Linked DNA regions of Homo sapiens: region 1 is linked to region 2. A link is an interaction called in ENCODE POLR2A ChIA-PET data of the cell type or tissue named here. Cell type or tissue: IMR-90. All regions are shown on one strand. Links, peaks and the distances in the headings refer to the core of each region. The heading gives the core; the rest is flanking DNA.

Region 1 (2,813 bases), core at 209-2,708, 190 kb before region 2:
ACCAGGCTGGTCTTGAACTCCTGACCTGAAGTGATCTGCCTTCCTCGGCCTCCCAAAGTGCTGGGATTACAGGTGTGAGCCACCGCACCCGGCCTGAGACCCCTGTCTCTTAAAAAAAGAAAAAAAAAATTAAAAACTTAGCTGGGTGTGATGGTGCATGCCTATAGTCCTAGCCACTTGGGAGGCTGAGATGGGAGGATCACTTGAGCCCCAGAGTTCAAGGCTGCAGTGAGCTATGATCATATCACTGCACTCCAGCCTGGGCAACAGAGAGCAATACTCTGTCTCAAAATAAATAAACTATTGGGGTGAATAATGGAGAAAACCCATAAAAAGACCTTCACATTCTTACAGACACATCCACATCCCATTGTCCCATTAGTGGGCACTATGGATATCTCATTTCTGCTATAACAAAAAGGGTTCTAGCAGAATTGTCTAAAAATTGAACTGACTGTTCCATGTCACTGGAGATGTTTAACCAGCCACTAGATGACTGCTTGACATAAACACTGTAAAGACAATCCTTACGTTAAGAGCCTGGTTTAACTGGATGGTACCTAAGTTCTCTATAGATTTATATTATTAACCTCATGGACTAATGGAGAGGTGTCTCTTACTCATAAAGCAGTTCCTAGAGTAGGAAGCAACATTTTCAAAATGGCAGCCCTAGGAAAACAAAGTTTCTTGGGATCATAAGTTGGTGTAGGGTGGACAGAGAGAGAGAAAGACTGACACGGAGTCAGATGGCTTATTTAGAGTTCACCCCGCTATTGAGATGGGTCGTGCAAAGCCCATCCTGACTACTAATAGGAGAGAGAAGAGGATACACTGGTGGGGGTTGGGGGGAAGGAAATCACAAGGCATGCAGATGGAATGCAGTTCCCAAGAGTTTGGGGAGTTCTGATGGCCTGGAAAGGGACTTTATGAGAAAACGTCCTCCAATAAAACGAAAAGACAAACCTCATGGGAGAATTTATTGCTCATAAACCAAGGCCTGGGAAACTAACCATGGAAAGTAGGGATCAGCCAGGCACGGTGGCTCACGCCTGTAATCCCAGCACTTTGGGAGGCCGAGGCGGGCGGACCCTGAGGTCAGGAGTTCGAGATCACCCTGGCCAACATAGTGAAATCCTGTCTCTACTAAAAAATACAAAAAAATGAGCCAGGCATGATGACGGGCACCTGTAATCCCAGCTACTTGGGAGGCTGAGGCAGGAGAATCCCTCGAGCAAAGGAGGCAGAGGTTGCAGTGAGCTGAGATCACACCATTACACTCCAGCCTGGGTGACAGAGTGAGACTCCATCTCAAAAAAAAAAAAAAAAAAAGAAAGAAAGTAGGGATCAACCTAAACGCCCCTCAGACCTGCTACTCCAAGTCATTGGGCATAGTTGTGCCTTTGAATGACAGACAGAGAGATGGAGTGGTCCCCCTAAAACACCCTTCAGCTCCACCTTTATAAGGACTCCCTTCTTACCTTACCTTCTCCGTTTATTTTTTCTGTGCCCAGCGACATCATAAGAACTCAGGAGTTGACCACCATAGAAAACCAAGACTCTGAAGACAGCCATTGCAGTTTGTCAATTAAGAAGAACACAGAAGATGGAGTCTGAACCCTGTGCCTGGGCTTTGCACAACCCATCCCAATAGCTGGGTCAACTTAACTAAGCCATCTGACTCACCAAAAGCCATCTGACTCACCTCCTGCAAAACCACAATATGGTTCAAGAATTAGTCCTACCTCCATTTACAATAAACCACTCCTTTTTTTTTTTTTTTTGACAGAGTCTCACTCTGTCGCCCAGGCTAGAATGCTGCTTCAGCCTCAACCTCCCAGGTTCAACATCTCAGCCTCCTGAGGAGCTGGGACTACAGGCATGTGCAACCATGCCCAGGTAATTTTTGTAATTTTTGTAGAGACAGGGTTTCACCACGTTACTCAGGCTGGTCTCAAACTCCTGGGCTCAAGCCATCAGCCCACCCTCACCTCCCAAAGTGCTAGGATTACAGGCATGAGCCACCGCACCCAGCCCACTCCCTACTCTTACCCTACTTCTTACTCTGTAGTTTTGGGAGACACACACACAACACGCTCAATTCATGGATTCACGTCTTTGAATCATAAAACAACAGGCAGTAAAGTATAGTAGCTAAAGGAGTGCCGGGAACACAGCCTGGGTTTGAACTCCGTCTCTGTCATCTGCTAACTGTTGTCCTTGAGCAAGTTACTTAACTTCTCTGTGCCTCCGTCTCATCGCCTATAAAAGGAAAACAATACTATACTACCTATAAGACTGTTGTGAAAATTAAATTATATAATATCAGTATAACACTTGACATATGGAAAGTACCAAAAATGCGTTAACTAGGCTGGACACTGTGACTCACACCTCTCTCTACTCCCAGCGCTTTGAGAGGTCGAGACAGGAGGATTACTTGAGGCCCAGAGTTCAAGACCAGCCTGGACAGCATAATGAGACCCTGTCTCTATAAAAAATAAAAATTAACCAGGCATGGTGGCATGTACCTGTAGTATCAGCTACTTGGGATGCTGAGGTGGGAGGATTGCTTGAGCCCAGGAGTTGGAGGCTGTAGTGAGCTATGATCATGCCATTGCACTCTAGCCTGAGCAACAGAGTCTTATACAGCCTGTCTCCAAAAAAAAAGAAAATAAATAATTTTTAAAATGTTAACTACTATCACATCTTTTAGAATTTGAGAAACAAAAAGCACAAAAACTAAAACTGCACATGATACGTGATTGCAGACCGAGGTGGTTCATCTCTTCTTTAGTTAAATTAAAGGCTTTTGG
Region 2 (2,813 bases), core at 225-2,724:
AATCCAGCTTGGTCCCTTACAGTCTGTAAAATATTGGACAAGATACTTCATCTCCACAATGAAAATGTGGCTCTCTCATAGAGCGAGTGCCTGACATACTTCTCTCATAATTATGTATTTCTACATCTCTCTGACAAAAACCTTAGCCTGGCACCCTAGTTACCTAGCCCAGTACCCTAGTCACCTAACCCAATACCCCAGTCACCTAGCCTAGTACCCTAGTCACCTAGCCCACTACCTTCATCCCATAGGTGTGGCAGCTGAGGTCCAGAGAAAGGAAGTTACTTGCCTAAGGCTACCCAGCCAGTTTCTCTACTCATCTCATGAAATCGTTTCTCTTTACTCTTCATCTGAAAGCCTGGCCCTAGCTAAATTCATTAGCTTGAGTGCTCCTGCTCAGAAAGTGTTCTTTCAGCATGCGTATTTATGTGAGCCTTTCCTCCCATACAGAATGGCCTCTCAGCCTCATCCATGCCTGCCTATATAACCCTCACTTCCTATAGGAAGCCCCTTGACTTAACTCACACAGCTCTGGTTGCTCTTTTTTGTTAGTTCCTCTGGCATATATGCATCCCATTTCCAGCATAGGCAGAGTCCATTTGAACTCGCTTGCCCTTTGCTAATTGTGTGTTCATCCCTTTTCCCGAGACTGGGCTGCAGCCACACTTGTCTGGAAACTCATCAAAAGGAGGGCTTCCTTTCCTATTATACTAGTCTCCATGACAGTCCCCAGAGGAGGTGTTAACTTCCTGGTCAAGCCAGCTGGATGCGGCAGGTTCCAGGTAGAAGATCAACTCAAAAAGGTAACTCACAGAGGCCAGAAGGAGGCAGCCACAAGGATTAGGTTTGGATTTCACTTCTTTTTTTTTTTTTTTTTTTTTTTTTTGAGACAGAGTCTTGCTCTGTCGCCCAGGCTAGAGTGCAGTGGCGCAATCTCAGCTCACTGCAACCTCCGCCCCCTGGGTTCAAGCGATTCTTCTGCCTCAGCCTCTCAAGTAGCTGGGATTACAGGTGCCCGCCACCATGCCCAGCTAATTTTTGTATTTTTAGTAAAGACGGGGTTTCACCATCTTGGCCAGGCTGGTCTCGAACTCCTAACCTTGTGATCCACTCGCCTTGGCCTCCCAAAGTGCTGGGATTACAGGCATGAGCCATCGCGCCCGGCAGATTTCTTCATCACGGGATGAAGTCATCACAGAAGTCATCACAGGATGACTTCTGCCTACCTGTGAAATTGGGCATCCTGGAGGATCTCTTCAAAACAGGAGAAAATAATTAAGGAGAAAAACGGGGTGGAGGGACAAGCACTATGATCTGGGCAAGATTTTAATGGGCAGGGAAATGACTTAGGAAAGTCTCCCAATTCCCCAGATTAGCTATTCTAAATCATTGGCCTACCATGTTAGGACTTAAATCGGTTTTTACACAGCAGCATGAAAACAGATGTACAAATTTATCATGTTTTGAGCTTAGGACTTGATCATTCTTTACCAAAGATCCCTAAAAATCCCAGATGCGTTTAATCTGCTCCTCTTGGAATCTGTGCCACAGAGGTGGGCAAAGCAGGCAAAGTATAGAAAGGCACAGGCTTCAGGAAGCCCCCGGGAAGGCCCAGCGAGTGTTAAATGACTGAGCTGCCATCATCCACTGGCTTCCACAACTGCTGGAGCTCTTGGCTGGTCTTCTCCCAGATGCAGAGACAGCTGAAGCAGCTGGAGATTCATCTAAGGCCCCATGAATTACAGCCCTGGCCTGAGTTCATTCTTCATTACTCAGAGGAAATATTTAACTCTGTTTTTTCCCTCTCAGCCACCCACTCTGTTTTTGACTCTGGGGCTAAGCGTTTAAGTAGAAGTCTCTCTGGTGCTAACTCCTGTATTTGTTCTCTTGGATGCTAGGAAATTAGAGCAAAGGGTCTTGATGTGGCTTGGACAAACTCAACAAACAATAGTTCCAGGCTGCCTCCTTTCACCCTGAATCCCCCTTAGACAGTCTTAAATAACAGCTACCCCCCTGAAATCTAGGGCTCCCTGATTCAATCATTTATTTTATAGATTTACACACACGCCCCAGGACAAATTACTTTGGAGCTCTTGGCTATTCTGCGTATAGCTGCACCTTTAGCTTTTAGGCTGGTTGAAGGAGAATGCCTAAAATAGAGATGAGATGGATGCTAAATCCTCAACTCCTATCTAGGGATTTAGAAAGCAATTAGTTTTTCCTGCCAAAAAGCTTCTATCTCCTCTACTCTTCCCAGTATGCCCCTTTTCCCACCGTCAACAAAGAGTAGCTTCAAGATTGAGCTTGACCTTGAGCCTCAGGCCTCCACCCCATCTCTAGCAAAGGACCACCTCCGGGCTCCTGCAACCCAGATGAGGTCCCAACACAAAATTGATTGCTCTCCCAGGTAGCATGGTTTCTTCCATTAGCTCATCCTCCCTCCTAATAAAAATACTTGACATATACAAAATACCATATGACTTGTAAATAAGTTGATATATATTATCATTCCATCCTTACAAAAATACTCAGGGAGGGGAGCGATGGGACAGGAGTTATTAACATCTCCTTTTTGAGTAAGAAGAACTAAGACTCAGAGTTTAAGTGACTCAACAAAGATCACCTTATCCCTGAGCAGCAGATGTATAACTGAAACACTCCTCTCCTGTTAAATTCCAGCCCTGGGGACTCCTCTGACCTCAGCTGCCTTTCTTCTGGTAAGACCATCCTATTTCCATTTTTCATTTTCCCATTCTGACTCATACCATGGGTGTACCCCAGTATCATACACTTCCAGCCACACTCAGCTCTCC

Evidence for each region. Peaks named below come from ENCODE experiments on the same cell type or tissue, not always from the same donor. Only the 100,000 strongest peaks of a DNase experiment are listed, where the experiment ranks them.
Region 1: POLR2A ChIA-PET joins it to region 2 with 15 read pairs; 5 of 35 experiments call an interaction of 5 or more read pairs at or near these places.

The regions. Positions count from the first base shown.
Region 1 is chr11:130,630,152-130,632,964 of GRCh38, reverse strand. No RefSeq gene overlaps it. Among named protein-coding and RNA genes, the nearest start is that of MIR8052, 35 kb to the left of the region's middle. In IMR-90, for the core only: no CTCF peak of the experiment used is centred there; a DNase peak (open chromatin) is centred at 1,674.
Region 2 is chr11:130,441,838-130,444,650 of GRCh38, reverse strand. No RefSeq gene overlaps it. Among named protein-coding and RNA genes, the nearest start is that of ADAMTS15, 5.4 kb to the left of the region's middle. In IMR-90, for the core only: no CTCF peak of the experiment used is centred there; a DNase peak (open chromatin) is centred at 1,750; H3K27ac peaks cover 167 bases.